Regions from separate parts of the Mus musculus genome. Here regions 1 and 2 are each linked to region 3. A link is a contact called in ENCODE Hi-C or POLR2A ChIA-PET data. All regions are on one chromosome and are shown on one strand. The core of a region is the stretch at or near the end of the contact, and the rest is flanking DNA. Distances in the headings are between cores, read along the strand shown.

Region 1 (4,819 bases), core at 1,167-3,666, 180 kb after region 3:
AAGATAGTGCAAGGTACATTTTTGTTAGGCTATGGACGTTTAATATTCCAAACTCACAGTCATTAAAGTTCTAATTAGTTACTTTGCCTTGCAACAGGTTTAGTGTCTGGTGTAGTTCTTACCAGGGGCTTTCCTTTGTATTACCAATATCAAAAGCCCTCATATAAGAACAAGAAACCCATACTGCAGTAGGTCCTCCTCCTGACACAGTTTGTGTCCCTCGGCCATGTGTACAGGGCTCTGGTGCTGGGTGTCTAAAGCAACCCTGGTGCAGTGGTCAAAAGATCAGGAAAACTAGGAGCGAGAGTAGAAAAGTAAAGAATGATGAGGGCAAATTGCTGTACTCATGGATGCACAACATGCATTATTTAGTAAAATGTTGACAACTAACTCACTTGCCTGTTGGGCAATAGCTTGGTTATAGTAATATTTACTTTGCTGGGGCAGCCTTGCTGCCAGGTCTGAGATTGGCTTGGGATAAGGAAAGAAGGAAAGGGGAATTTCTTGGGTGATAGAGTCTCTTCAGCAGAGAACTAGATCTATTTGCAGATTGACATATACAATCAGGCACATCTAGGCTGTTTTTGTATCTGGTGGTGAAAGAGATGCGTAAACACAAGCTACCTCCTTTTCTTTATTTTTTTATTTGCTTCTGTGCTCAGAAATGTTTTGTGACTCTCCATGTTTTGGATTAGTAAAGCTGTGTAAGATGGGGCTTGGGAGTGAGTAAAATCTTTATGACACACTGGTCCTCGTCTGCTGTCTCAGGTGGCGTGCCACCACTGTTCTCCTTAAAATTAGATGTAAGCCAGATGCTCTTCTTTCCTAATGAGACAAGTATTTTTCTTGTAAGATCTTTTTCACCCATTAATTTTTCAGATGCGTAGGGCCTATGTCAGTATTTGGTTTTGATACATACCAGTTGTGTGTGAAGTTAGACACACAAAATATGAATATTTCATGCTCCAAGGAATTTTTTTACCTCAGATATTAGCAGAGTTAACACATGCTCTGGGGTTATGAGGTCTTCCCGAGATGTCATATTGGAGGGTAACACATTCCTGGAATGATTGATAGATTTAAACTAGTGACAACTCAGATTGATTGGTTATGGCTTCTTGGTTTTCCATATTAGAAGGCTTTTGAGTGTTCCTGACTTCAACAGCTATGAGATCTATTGCTAATGTCTGCCATGGATATCACTCTTGACTTTTCTTATTTCATTATGACTCCTTGTATACACACTCTATCCACGTGAAACTAGTTGAGCACAGAGAGTGCATACACCTGTCATTACACAACTTCTGAAACGGTGTTCCAAGAATTATATCAAGAAGCAAATTAATAGCCAGGCATGTCACTCATGATCATTGCACTGGGGAAGTGGTTGTTGAAAATGTAGGAGTTCAAGGTCAGTCTAGGCTAGAGACAGAGGGGACAAAGTAAACATTTTAAAATCACTTGTTAAATTCCTACTGTGTGCTTCAGCCTCTGGGAGGAACAACTATGCCATGGTACGTGGAATTGTTTGGAAAGACACACTAAACGGTGCCATATTGGGATTGGTTTTATGTAGCAAATGGAGCTTCTATAAACTACGTTTAGTCTTTATTTATTTATTTACTTATTCACTTTACATCCCTCTCACTGCCCCCATCCTGGTCAGCCCATGTCCTCATAACTACGCTTTTTTTCTAAAGAGTGGGAGGACATGGCCTATTGGAAGCGGTTGGCTGTAATTAGAAGATAAACGACAAAAAGGTAATAAGGGCGTGGGGATGATGAGCCCACTGGCCCACCATGGCTCTCTTCTTCTTGCTACAGTGTTCTAGATGAAAGCTCCTTTAGGAGGTCAGAAACTGGCTATCAATCACCTTCTTTTTATTCAGCAGTTTACTGAGCTGCTTGCCGGGTGTTGGGCACCATATCAAGATGGCAGGGCTTGGCTGTTGAGTCTGACCAGATGTTCTGTAAGTTCCTTTCTTATTCTATTCCGAAAATGTTTGTTTAGACTTCTTGATTGACTTGATCCCAAGGACATCCAAAAGTCACTTTGTGGGAGGAGCGGGGCACCCCCTTTTGGGAATCACTGGAGCTACAGAGAGCAAATGTGGAGGTGATTTATTTAGCTCTGCTTCAAGCTCTGGCTCGTAGCATGCACTCATCCGATCTCTGTAACAGTTTAGAAATGGTGCCTATTTTAGTTTCCGTCTATACTCATTCCACACACAAAGGAACTGAAGTCAAACAGGCTTAAGTGACTTTCTTACCTTCATCCATTTCCCCTTAAAATATAACGTAGCCACCTGCTTTTACCACCATTCCTTGCTGCATGTTTGCCGGCTTAAAAATAAATTGAACAAGGAGAGCGTAGGCACCAGGTTTGTTGCTTTTTCTTCTCTTTTCCTTTTTAGAAGGGCTCTGATTCCAGATAATTGCAGTCCTGGAAATAGAACAGAATCTAGTACTTGAGAAGGCTCGGGTTCCCCTTCCAAGCTGTTCCTTGCAGGGCCCTTAATTCCAGTACGTTAGCAAGAGCAGGGAATCTTGCCTGCTTAAAAATAAAGCAAATCTGAAGAAGAGATAGACACCAGCGTTGCTGCTCGGTTTGCTCTTTCTCCGTGTGTGTGTGTGTGTGTGTGTGTGTGTGTGTGTGTTTTCTGTTCTTTGTTTTGTGTCTATTTGGTTTCTTTGGATTTTATTTATTTATGCTTTTTTTTTTAAAAATGCTCTGTCTACATGTATACCTGCATACCAAAAGAAGGCAGCAGATCACATCATAGATGCTTGTGAGCCACCATGTAGTTTCTGGAACTGAACTCAAGACCTCTAGAAGAAAAGCCAGTGCTTTTAACCACTGAGCCATCTCTCTAGCTCCGTTTGTTTTGTTTTTTTTTTTAACAGGGAATTTCTGTGTAGCCTTGGCTGTCCTAAAACTCATTGTGTAGACCAGGCTAGCCTTAAACCACCTGTCTCTGCCTCCCAAGTGCTAGGATTAAAGGTGTGGGCTATCACACCCAGCTCTCATTTTCATTTTAGGAGAACTCTGGATTCCAGATAATTGAATTCCTGGAAGTAGGACAGAATCCAGTACATAAAATGTCTCCGGCTTAGTCCCCTTAATTATTCCAACGTGTTAGTGAGAACAGGAGATCCTGAAGAGACACCAAGCGATAACTCAGCTTCCCTGTGTTCTAGTTCATGAACAGATTTTTAAGGCTACTGGTCCCCGTGACTAACAGATGTTATTTTCCATACTATTGGAATTGGGACATACGAATGAACTCAAAGAGAACTATATCTGAGAATGTGACTCTTCCTAACATCCATCATTAGAATAGCAGTTGTAGTGTGATGTTTTGGGATTTGGACCTGCCCTGTTATTTCCAGTTTCTTCTCACACCCTGGACAACCCAGGAAACTCTGACACACTGGGTCCCAGCCTGTTCATAGATTCCTGATTAGAATTTGATATTTTGATAAAGCTTGTCTGTCAACTTGCTGTAAGACTTAATTTTTCCAGACAATCAAGAGTCTGACTAAAAATGGAGGAACCGGGGTTCAGCTATAGGTCACTGGAAATGGAAACGGATTTTTTCATACTGTCTGACTGCTTTCAGGAATGCTATTTTTGATTCATGTTTAGTTGAATCAATGATAAATCATCAAATTTTTATGAGTCAGTCCTAACTCAGTAGTGATCTTACACATTGGAAACATAAAATGCTCTAACATATTAATATAATAAGCACAGTTTCAAAACAGAGCATTTTCTATTCTCTAGTCACTTGTTCACTGGGCAGTTGTGGTACAGCAGGGAAAGATACATTGAAAATGTCCTTACAATCCATGCACGGAGCTAACTTGCTGTTAAAATGCAGTCTGCTAGTCAGGGTGGCACATGTCTTTAATCCCAGCACTTGAGAGGCAGAGACAAGCTTCTGCGTTTCAGACCAGTCTGGGATACAGAGTGAGACCCTATCTCAGAGCAACAAACAGAGAGTCAAATCATATTGTCTTCTTTTTTTCTTGCCTTAGCATCTTGAATAGTGTTTGGGCTTTCCGTTGACAGTTTCTTATTCTGCCTCTCCTTGGTTTGAGCACTCAAACATTGCAGAACATAAATAAATAGAAATAAATAAATACATAAATAAATACTCTCAAGTAGGTGAGTTCCCAAAGGACAGCTTTACATGGTCTCTTTGCCTCTTTTGTGCTGCTGGGCACAGATTTAGACAAACTCATTGCTGCCTGCATATTAAGAGCTTAATAAATACAGATGGGAGGAATGCATGATTTATGACAGTGTTGCCTGTTTAGCTTGGTGATAATGCTCACAGATCCTAGGACTATGTTTCTTGTGGAGTAAAAATAAATAAACTCCTCTTTGTAAGTTAGAGAGTTGATGGGAAAAACCAAGGAACGCCTACAGACTTTTTTTTAAAAAAGGAATTTCCTGTGCTCAGATAGTTGAGTTCATTTGCAATGTCTCTTGTCCTGACTGACAATGCTGAAGGATAAGTGTATGATATCAAAAGCCTGAGCAGCTCCAGGGTTGCTACAGAGAGGAGAGGGGAATGGGTTGAAAGAAAATCCGCACCGTCCTGCTTCAGTGTCATCTCTCCTCTTTGTACAGGGTGGCTGAAGGCTACCTTAGGTCTCTATACTGTTTGCCTGGTAGGTTTGTTACTGTTTTCCTGGCCTGACCTGGTGATGCTGGTGAGCAGCCAAGTGTTCTGGAAGTCCACACTCTGGTTTTGCGAAGGAGGTCCTTGGTAAATAAATGGGGCTCTCACCCTGTAGAGTGCATTTCTTGCCG
Region 2 (4,839 bases), core at 433-2,932, 210 kb after region 3:
CCTATAGCTCTAGCTTTTGATGAATTGACCATACCTTTCGAGCCATGAAGGCAATATGAAAAGCTGTCACTAACTAGAACACTCTGTCCCTTCATCTACAAGCTCCATCAATAATTTAAAGGAACAACTTATTCATGAATTCCGTCAGGTCAGCATATTAGTCATGGATCTGCCTTTGGCGAGCCAGCGAGGTGGCCATTCATTGCTCTGATGGCTTTGGCATGTTGATTTGGGGCAAATGAAGCTGATGTGGTATGCACTAGTCTAGGTACAGGTTGTCACTTAAAAGCCTCGTTAGGTGAATGGCTGGATGCCTCCGGAGAGGCGTTCTTACTAGTACAGTATTGCTAGTTGTTTGCATTATAGTAGTTATCAAAAGTTCCTGGCCAGTGAGGGGATTCATTTCTGATTCTGTTTAAAATACCTCAGGAACCAATTCTGTGCTTACAAAGTTCCCCTAACATTTTGTTTGTAAACTAATGTGAGTTTCCAAATATGTAGAAGTCTGGAAAGAATTATCTGATGGACATCGGTAGGGCTTAGGGATTTTGAATCCTAAGCAGGTGGGTAGCTGTTTCAAAGTAATAAGAGAATATCACCTCTGGCCTTTTTAGGAGTATGAGTCTTTAGGAGTGGCCAGAAACTAAACCAGATCAGTTATCTATTGGGTCTCCTTCCCTCTATGCACCCCTCCACTTACTTCTCTTGTCTTCCATTTCCTTTGAGATGTAATCTCAGTATATTACCCAGGCTGATACAACTGTCTTCTGCTCCTAAGCTCAGTTTGCCTCCGTTTCCTGAGTATTTAGGATTATAAGTGTGTATCACCACAGCAGACTCTTATTTTTTGGGAAAACCCCATAAATATTGCACCACGCTGTTGCCCTTGTTCTTCCTTACTTCCAGGAAGTAGAGAAAGAGAAAGAGAAAGAGAAGCAGTGAGGAGAAGGGAAGGAACTCTTTCAGGGGTCTGTAGGATCACTTAGCGAGTCATGATTCCTGCTCTCAAGCCCAGGAAGCTGAGTTCTATCTGTAGCATCCACATCTGTAGCATCCACATCTGTAACATCCACATCTGTAGCATCCACATGGTGGAAGGAGAGAAGTAACTGGTTCAGGTTGTCCTCTGCCCTCTAACACACACACTGTAGTACACACACGCACTCCCACCTACATACACACATAGTAATAAATGAAATATAATTTAAAAAAAACTGTCTCAAAAGGCTGAAGTTGACCCCAAACATCCTGTGTAGCTGGGACTGGCCTTCAATTCCTGATTCTTCTTTTGTCTCCAGCCCCTTAGTGCTAAGTAAGATTAAGGGAATGGGCCACCATGTCTGGCTTTCAACTTTTTTTTTTTTTTTTAAGAGTCACTCTGCTGTCGACTAGTTTTCCTTACTGTTGCAGGCTCACCCTGGCCTCCCTTTACAGGAAGCAAAATCATCACCAGTAATTGCTGCAAGAGGGTTTAGACAGGACTGGTGTTTCCCACATGTTGCTAAGAAACAGAGCCCTCAGATGCCCTTTAGAACTGCGGAGGTCTGTCTTTCTAGTGGTCTAATTCTGCTTACTTACTTCGTAGCAAAGCTTCCAGTGTCTTTTGTTCTCTCCGACTACTTCCTCCCACTAGCCAACCCCAAGTACCATACGGATGTCAGGAAGCCTGTGCTGGCCAGAGCAGGAGACAGGCCCTTCCTTCCACGATGCAGGCTCTCTAGCTGCTGAACTTCTGGAAAGAATGATTGAGGGTTGGAAGAAACCGTTTGACATCCAACCGCAAAGGGAAAAATTAGTCCTGTGACCCTCTCTGGTTCTGTTTCATTCTGCATCCTGCGTACTTTATGAGGAACAACAGCCATGGGAACGGGAGTTATATTTCTCTTTAGAAGATTCGGTCACAATTTAATGGTGATCACAAGTCTGGAGGAAAGACAGGGTTGGAAGTCCTAACTGTACTTTCTTTTAGCTGCTGTCTAAGTTCTGAAAAATGCTACAGCCATTCATCCGCCGTGTTTAATTTCCCATCCCCCAACTCAGGACAGAACATATTCTTACACTGTTGACTTCTGCTGTTTTCCTGCTCTAGCCTATGCTCGGTGAGATGAAGCCAACTGCCCCACTTTGTAAGAAAGTCTTGAAGAAGCATTACGCTCCATTCTCCTTGCTGTTCCCTCTGCCATGAAAGCAATTATATTCTAGAGGCAAGGAAGGTATTGTGTTGCCTGGGTCCCATGGAAAGCATGCAGACTATAGCACTCAATATAACTCTATGACTGTGAGATAGTGGCTCATTTGTTACTGCAGCTTACGTTAACCCAAACGGACTAGCATACCATGTGCATCACACTGCCATGCTAATATTTCTCAGGTTTAGCACTAGAATCATTAAATGGTGTAAAACACCATTCCCTGCCGAGTTTGTCCGCAGATTGGTATTTAGAAAACAGTTTTCCAAAAGGAGGGTTGATTGTGTTCTAGTACTATCCTGAAGGTGAAGACTTACTAGACGCCTGTATCTTAATAAATGCATCGAATCCTGCAGGAAACCAACATTGTTGTATTCTGTGACCTGAACCTCGCCTTTGGCGTAACCCACCAAGCCCTCCCACTCATTGGCTCAGTTCCTCTGTATTGTCATAGTTAGGCCGGTTTTAAGAAGCAGTACTAAAGAACTTCCCACTGAGACATTTCAACACAGAGAGGCTTTCTGATCTCTTTAAAATAAAATGGTTAAAAAAGGTCCCGTGGGAAGAGTTTTCCTCCTTAAGCAGACTCCTGTGGAAGTGTTTACATTTGGATTGGGGGTCTAATTATTGTTTTTCCCACCACAGATCTACCATAGTTGCATCATAGTGCAAGGGTCAGTTTTGTGGGTCACACCCACCAGTGCTCACTGGGCTCATGACCGTCACTCACTTCCCTTCCCATCGCTGGGGCTTTTCCTGGGTAGTGCTCTAACTTCTTAGCCGTCCCTACATCTGTTTCATCATTCATGGTGTGACCTTCCTTTGGGAGGCCAACAAAATCTTAGCAAGTCCAGCAACCCTGGCCTCGGGTTACTGAAGTCATGTAGGACAGAGGTGAGCCCACAAAGGGAAAGTCTTGAGCAAATGCAACAACAAAAGCTATAATTAAAATCTAAGGTCTCCGAGACACTTAGTCATTAGAGCTGGAATGCCCAAGTATTGTAACATGTTCCAGCATCATGGTTAGTTCTGTGTCCAAACCAGTGACTACTTTTAGAAACATCCGCTCCAGATGACCATATAGTTTTTCTGTTTTTCTGTTGTCCTCTTTCCCAAAGACAGGGAGATCCAATGTCTATGAATGCTTGTGGCGTCTGTATGTAAATTTGGTTGTTAACTTCTTTTTTTGTCATGATTTTAGCACCTTAGAAGGATACCTATGACATTGCTCAGCAAGTTTTTGTGCAATGAAGAATGGATGGCAAACAGAAAAAAAAAAGTTACTGTTTAATTTTGCATCAGCCTTTAATACTTTACTGTTAGCGTTGTGTCTTATTAGGAAAAGGACGAAGAGAAAGCCCAAGTTATGATCTTTTACAATGAGATGCACTACATCGCTTATATTTTTACTGCTATTTACATATTTTGTTTTGAGGTATATTGTTCATCCAGGCTTCTCTGTATAGCTCGGGCTGGCCTTGAATTTAGTGTGTAGGTAAGGTTGATCTTGGACTCCTGATCCCCTCACTTCCTTAATGCCAGGATTATAGAACAAAAGCCCATGGCTACTGTGCCTAGCTTCCTATATATTTACTTCTGTTATCGGGGAGGAAAGTCTTTTTAAGAAATAGCGGGGGCTGGTGAGATGGCTCAATGGGTAAGAGCACCCGACTGTTCTTCCGAAGGTCCAGAGTTCAAATCCCAGCAACCACATGGTGGCTCACAACCATCTGTAACAAGATCTGACGCCCTCTTCTGGAGTGTCTGAAGACAGCTACAGTGTACTTACATATAATAAATAAATAAATCTTTAAAAAAAAAAAAAAGAAATAGCAATTTGGGGCTGGGAGGGTGCTCCATATGTAGGAGCATCTGAACCATTGTTGCATTGCCAGCATCTGTACACCGCCGCTCACAGCCAACAGTAAGCTCTGATGCCAGTGCTCTCTTCTGGTCTCACACTTAGCACTTGGCCCTTACATGGTGCCGAGTTATATACATACACTCAGACATGATATTCTTACACGTAAAATCAAAATAAATTATTTCTTAAAAAAAAAAAAAAGACAGAAAACACCACAATACCAAACCCTACTTATCAACAAAGACCAAAAGGGTGGCATATTTTTTAAGCACTTTCCTAAGATTCTGTCATAAATCTTTGGTCTGGAGTGAAATCTATTTTAAAATAACGTTTCTGCAATAACCCGTTCTGTGCTCCTTCCTGGTTCGGATCTGAGTTCTCGATTCCCCTGTGCTCTTTTGCAATCTCTCCGTCCCCGTCTGTGCACGGGCCCCTCCTTCCCTGCCTCTAAATCCTATCGTTCTTTAAAATTCATTTCAAGTGTCATTTCCTCTGGATACACCCCTCATGAGTTAGATGCTTCTCTATCTTAGCGCACCCTGATGCTCTCTGAGTATACTTCCAGCACATCCTATTTATCACTCTTTATTGTGCCTGTTTGATCAATGGTTAGATGATTAAACTCTTAGCGCCTCCAGGCCAAGGCTTGAATATTACTCATCTCTGCATGGTGGGCAACTCATGGAGTGTCTTGGCACCAATAGGTGCTTAGAGTATTTTCTGCTTGTATTCACTTCGGTTCTTTATGTTCAAGAAAACAGCTTGTTACCCAGTAGCATCATCCTT
Region 3 (4,856 bases), core at 2,301-4,800:
GTAATTAAATCATTTCCCCTTCCTTTTGCTCCCTCCCATATACCTGCTTGCTCTCCTTTGATTTCATGGCTTCTTTTTCATTAATTGTTGTTATGCATGTAATATATATGTGTAATATATGTGTGTATACATATACATATGTTTAAATTGAGGTTGTAACTTATTTTGTTTTGAGGATACAAATAATTGAACATTTTGCATTCTGGGCCAATGCTCTACCACTCACCTGTAGCCTGAGCTCAAGGTTTTTTGATCCAATATATAGGCCAGATCATGAAGTATTTGTATTTCATTTTCTGGCTTACTTCATTTTGTATATTGGTTATCAAATTTATATACATTGTTGCAAATTGAAATTTCCCTTCCTCTTATGGCTAAGTAATGTTCTATTTCATATGCACATTTTTGATCCATTCATCAATGAACAGAAGCCTACATTGTCTTTATGTTTTGACTATTGTGGAAAATGCCACAATGAAAATAGCAACACCAACACCTCTATGATCTAGTAATCTCAGTGCGTTTGGCTTTAATACCAAGTCAAGGACTGGTATTTTTGGATTATGTGACATCGTTTCTTTTACTTTTAATGGTTTGAGGAAGCCTTTATACTGTTTACTAAAGTACACCAGTGAAAAGTGAGTTCCCTTTTCTTTATGCCCCTTTCAAAACTTGCTACTTCGTGTGTTCTTGACATAGCCATTCTAGTAGGTATTGAGTGGGCATCTTCTTGGGGCTTTACTTTGCATTTCTGTGATGATTAGTAATGCTGAAACTTTTAAATATACCCATGGGGCACGTGTATGCCTTCTTTGTGAAAATGTCTATTTAAATCCTTCGCCCATTTTTTATTTTTGCTATTGAGTTTAATAAAGCCCTTGTATATTTTAGATATTAACCTCCTTTTGATATATAGTCTGAAGCTCTGTTCTCCTTCCCTATGCTGCCTTTTCATCCTGTTGATTCTCATCTTTGCTGTGCTGGATGTTTTCTTAGATGAGTCAATTACTTTTGCTTTTGTTGTCTGTCCTTAAGAGACCTTCCCTTGGAACCTTAAGTCAAATTTTAATCACTCATTCATTAATTCATTCAATTCAGTATTTGAATTCTACCTAAATCCAGGAACCACCCCAGGCCCTAAGGATTAAAACAGAAGAGTAAGGTTGGGGACCTAGCTCAGTGGTTAAGAGCAGACAATGTTCTGGGAGAGGAGTAGACATTCAATACTTAGCATGTAAATTGTGTGGCTCACAGCCACTTAACACTGTAGCTCTAAGAGGATCAGATGCCTCTAGCCTTCACAGTTACCTGCATTCACACACACACACACACACACACACACTTAAAAATAAATCTTAAAATACTAAGACTATTCATTCTGATTAAACAGGAAAAAGAAAAGAAAAGGAACGAAACTAAGGCTGGAGAAATGTCCAGCAGCTAAGAGCACTTGTTGCTTTTGAAGAAGTCCAGAGTTCAATTTCCAACCCCAGCAGGATGGTCCCCACCCATTCACAACTCCAGTTCCAGATCTGACATCCTGCTCTGACTTCCATGAGTATCAGGCTTATAGGTGGTGCACGTACATATATCCAGGCAAAACATCGCTACACATTAAATAAATATTAAATAAAGATATAATAGGTGAGTAGATCTAGTGAAAAAATAGGGTAGGAGTGTTAATGGATTACATTACAAACTGAGACTGGCTGATTAAAAAAACAAAAACAAAAAACATTACTCTAAAACATCACTTCATCAATGAGAAGCTGAGAGTAAGCCGAGATCATTATTCCTAAGGTTCAATTGCAGAAACACGGGCTGAACGTGTTTCCCCTCACTTTCAGTACCATTTTTCTCCTACAACATCAACCACTAATGAACTGAATGCAAAGATGTGCTGTGAGCTGAGGGAACCACAGTTAGACAAGAAAAGCAAGAGACTTTGCCAATGCAGGATAAGAAGAGTCCTATCTTCTACAGGGTGCAGGTTGTTTGACAGCCAGATCTCAACACAAAGAGCTCTGTCTTGAAGACTGTTCATTGCAATCCCCCTGAGACCTGGGGTCACTTGTGGCTCTAATCTCTACCTTTACCTGAACCGTTTTCATCCTGCTCGGAAAATGACTGAACCCTTACTCTTGTTTCAGGCCTCTCTAAATCCTGTGGTGGGGACAAAGTAAATCATGAAAACCTACTTCATCTTTGGCAGGTTCAAAATGGGCAGAGGTTTCAGAATGTACCAAAATATCCCACCCAATATCTCTTCCCTTCTTTATTCAAACAAATCTGAAACAACAAAGGTTGAAAACTTTCCACTCTGCCTTATTATAACCATACCATGGGTACACAACCGGCTGGGGTTTTCAGTAGCCCGAGGGAGGTAGGGATGTGTCTGCTCCCAGCTCACTCACTCCCACAATAAACAATCACTAAACAGCTTGCTGCCCTAGGCAACTGCTTGTCCAGCTTGGCCAGGCTCTGAGGCTAGGGTGGGTAAGTGTTCTAAGCCAGAATTCAGGCTGTGAGGCCAGGTAATGCTTGGGAGTCTAGCACAGCTTGGAGGTCCTGGAGGTTCCTTTCAGAATCATCCAATTAAGTTCACTCAGAATGACAGGGGCTTGGGGCAGGGGAGTCGACAGAAGGAAGGTCAATTGAAGGAACCGTGGCACATTTATTGTAAATACATTTTTTTTTTTTTTTTTTTTTTTGCTTCAAAGGTTCCCTTCTACAGCTAGGGCCAGGTGACATCTTAAAAATACCACCTCAGGAAGAATAACAACACCGATGGGGGCAAAATGAAATGGCTTTCTTTTCAGCCATTAGATCCCTCCCGGCCCAATATCAGTGAATAGAACAGGTGGGAGGGATTCGGGAATGGAAGAGAGGGCACGCAGATCAGATGGCTTTAGGAGGTGTCTTCTCACACTCAGCCACAGATCCATCGGACTGTGACAATTCCTCCTTATTGTTGAGGATTAGGGTGTCTCGGCGAGGAAGACAGAAAAATAGGTGGATTACATAGGGGAATTAGAAAGACCACTTAAACGTTAAAAACAAGACCCACCAAAAAATTGGTCCTCAGCGGGTCCAAGTGTGGGGGGAGAGACATCCCGACCTGCGCTCGCTTTCCATGAAGTCCCCACCCCCCTTCCCCTCGCTTCTCCATTTTCAAGGCATCCTTCTCCAGGAACCGGTCCTCTCAGCCTCCCGGCGGGGAGGCGTTCCCGGCTCGTGGAGACCCGGGGCATCCCGAGCAGCGGGCTGCTGGCCACGTCCCCACACTTCCTCCCGCGCCTCTGGGGCCCGTCTGGTCCGGGTTGCATTCCCGGCCCGGCGTGCAGAAGGCCGGCGGTGGGCGACGCCCGGCCGGCTAGCGCTCCGCCCGCCGCCCGTGCGCTCCTGGGTCCCCGCGCCCGCGCCGCGCCGCGCCGCGCCGGCGCCTCTGCCGGCCGCCGGGGGTTATGAATGGGCGCAGCGGAAGCCCCGCCCCACCCGGACGTGACGCCCGGCCAATGGCAGCGCGGGCTGCGTGGATGGATGAGGTCAGCGCTGTCGTGTCGGGAATGGAATGTGTAAGTGTAACATTCAGAACCGGGTAACATTCGGCGACCGAACGCGGCGGTCGGCAGTGATAGCGCGGGGCCTGCGAAGCACCGCTCGGGGCCGGCACTGCCCGCGGGGAGGACGCGCCGCCGCCGCCGCCCCGCGCCGCCTCGTGCCGCCGGCCGGGCCGCCGCGCGCCCGGGGAGCCGGCCCCGTGAGCGCAGGAGTAAACACCGGCGGAGTGTGGGAGCCGCTGCAGAAGGGAATAAAGAGACATGCAGGGATTTGTGAGGTTACGGCGCCCCAGCTGCAAGATGCACTAGCCGGCTGAAGCCGGGGCGGATTGACTTGTTGGAACCGTAGTGCTCTGCACCGGAGTGTGGATGAGTTGAAGTTGCTTTCCCCGGGCTCGTTCTCCACGCCGCCGAGAGGAATCCGAGCGGAGAGGCAGTCACTTCGTCTTGCCATTGATTGGGTATCGGGAGCTTTTTCTTCCCTGCTCTCTTTCTTTTCCTCCGTCTTGTTGCATGCAAGAAAATTACAGTCCGCTGTTCGCCCGCCCTGGGTGCGAGATCTTCTGCCCGGCTCTCTCCCGTGCATTGTGCAGCCCAAAGATGAAAGACCGAAGGGGAGAAAGTTAAAGAAATCGCCCACATGCGCTGGATCAGTCCACGGCTTGGGGAAAGGCATCCAGAGAAGGTGGGAGCGGAGAGTTTGAAGTCTTTACAGGCGGGAAGATGGCGGACTGGAGCTGAAAGTGTTGATTGGGAAACTTGGGTGATTCTTGTGTTTATTTACAATCCTCTTGACCCAGGCAGGACACATGCAGGCCAAAAAACGCTATTTCATCCTGCTCTCAGCTGGCTCTTGTCTCGCCCTTTTGTTTTATTTTGGAGGCGTGCAGTTTAGGGCATCGAGGAGCCACAGCCGGAGAGAAGAGCACAGTGGTCGGAATGGCTTGCACCAGCCCAGTCCGGATCATTTCTGGCCCCGCTTCCCGGACGCTCTGCGCCCTTTCTTTCCTTGGGATCAATTGGAAAACGAGGATTCCAGCGTGCACATTTCCCCCCGGCAGAAGCGAGACGCCAACTCGAGCATCTACAAAGGCAAGAAGTGCCGCATGGAGTCCTGCTTCGATTTCACCCTTTGCAAGAAAAACGGCTTCAAAGTCTACGTGTACCCGCAGCAGAAAGGGGAGAAAATCGCCGAAAGTTACCAAAACATTCTAGCGGCCATCGAGGGCTCCAGGTTCTACACCTCGGACCCCAGCCAGGCGTGCCTCTTTGTCTTGAGTCTGGATACTTTAGACA

The links. A loop is a pair of places that touch in the nucleus more often than their neighbours do. ChIA-PET counts read pairs that join two places held with the same protein, here RNA polymerase II (POLR2A).
Region 1: a loop to region 3 is called in a map of mouse embryonic stem cell, with 2.7 times the contacts of the local background. The contact joins the enhancer-like site here to the promoter of Ext1 in region 3. A Hi-C loop is called at or near these places in 1 of 37 maps with a recorded cell type or tissue (mouse embryonic stem cell). POLR2A ChIA-PET finds 5 or more read pairs at or near these places in 1 of 5 experiments (Patski).
Region 2: a loop to region 3 is called in a map of T-helper 17 cell, with 3 times the contacts of the local background. The contact joins the enhancer-like site here to the promoter of Ext1 in region 3. A Hi-C loop is called at or near these places in 3 of 37 maps with a recorded cell type or tissue (Patski, T-helper 17 cell and T-helper 2 cell). POLR2A ChIA-PET finds 5 or more read pairs at or near these places in 1 of 5 experiments (Patski).

What each region holds. Positions count from the first base shown.
Region 1 is chr15:53,159,811-53,164,629 of GRCm38, reverse strand. All of the region lies in intron 1 of Ext1 (exostosin glycosyltransferase 1), which reads left to right. Among named protein-coding and RNA genes, the nearest start is that of Ext1, 180 kb to the left of the region's middle. Within about 2 kb of position 2,416, at least 1 of the 3 ENCODE cell types and tissues checked has a DNase peak (open chromatin) inside an H3K27ac peak, as active enhancers do.
Region 2 is chr15:53,137,239-53,142,077 of GRCm38, reverse strand. The region is part of intron 1 of Ext1 (exostosin glycosyltransferase 1); the gene reads left to right. Among named protein-coding and RNA genes, the nearest start is that of Gm41323, 210 kb to the right of the region's middle. Within about 2 kb of position 1,682, at least 1 of the 3 ENCODE cell types and tissues checked has a DNase peak (open chromatin) inside an H3K27ac peak, as active enhancers do.
Region 3 is chr15:53,344,877-53,349,732 of GRCm38, reverse strand. Ext1 (exostosin glycosyltransferase 1) reads left to right here and starts at 3,550. Exons shown (of 11, transcript NM_010162.2): 1 at 3,550-4,856. The coding sequence starts at 4,370.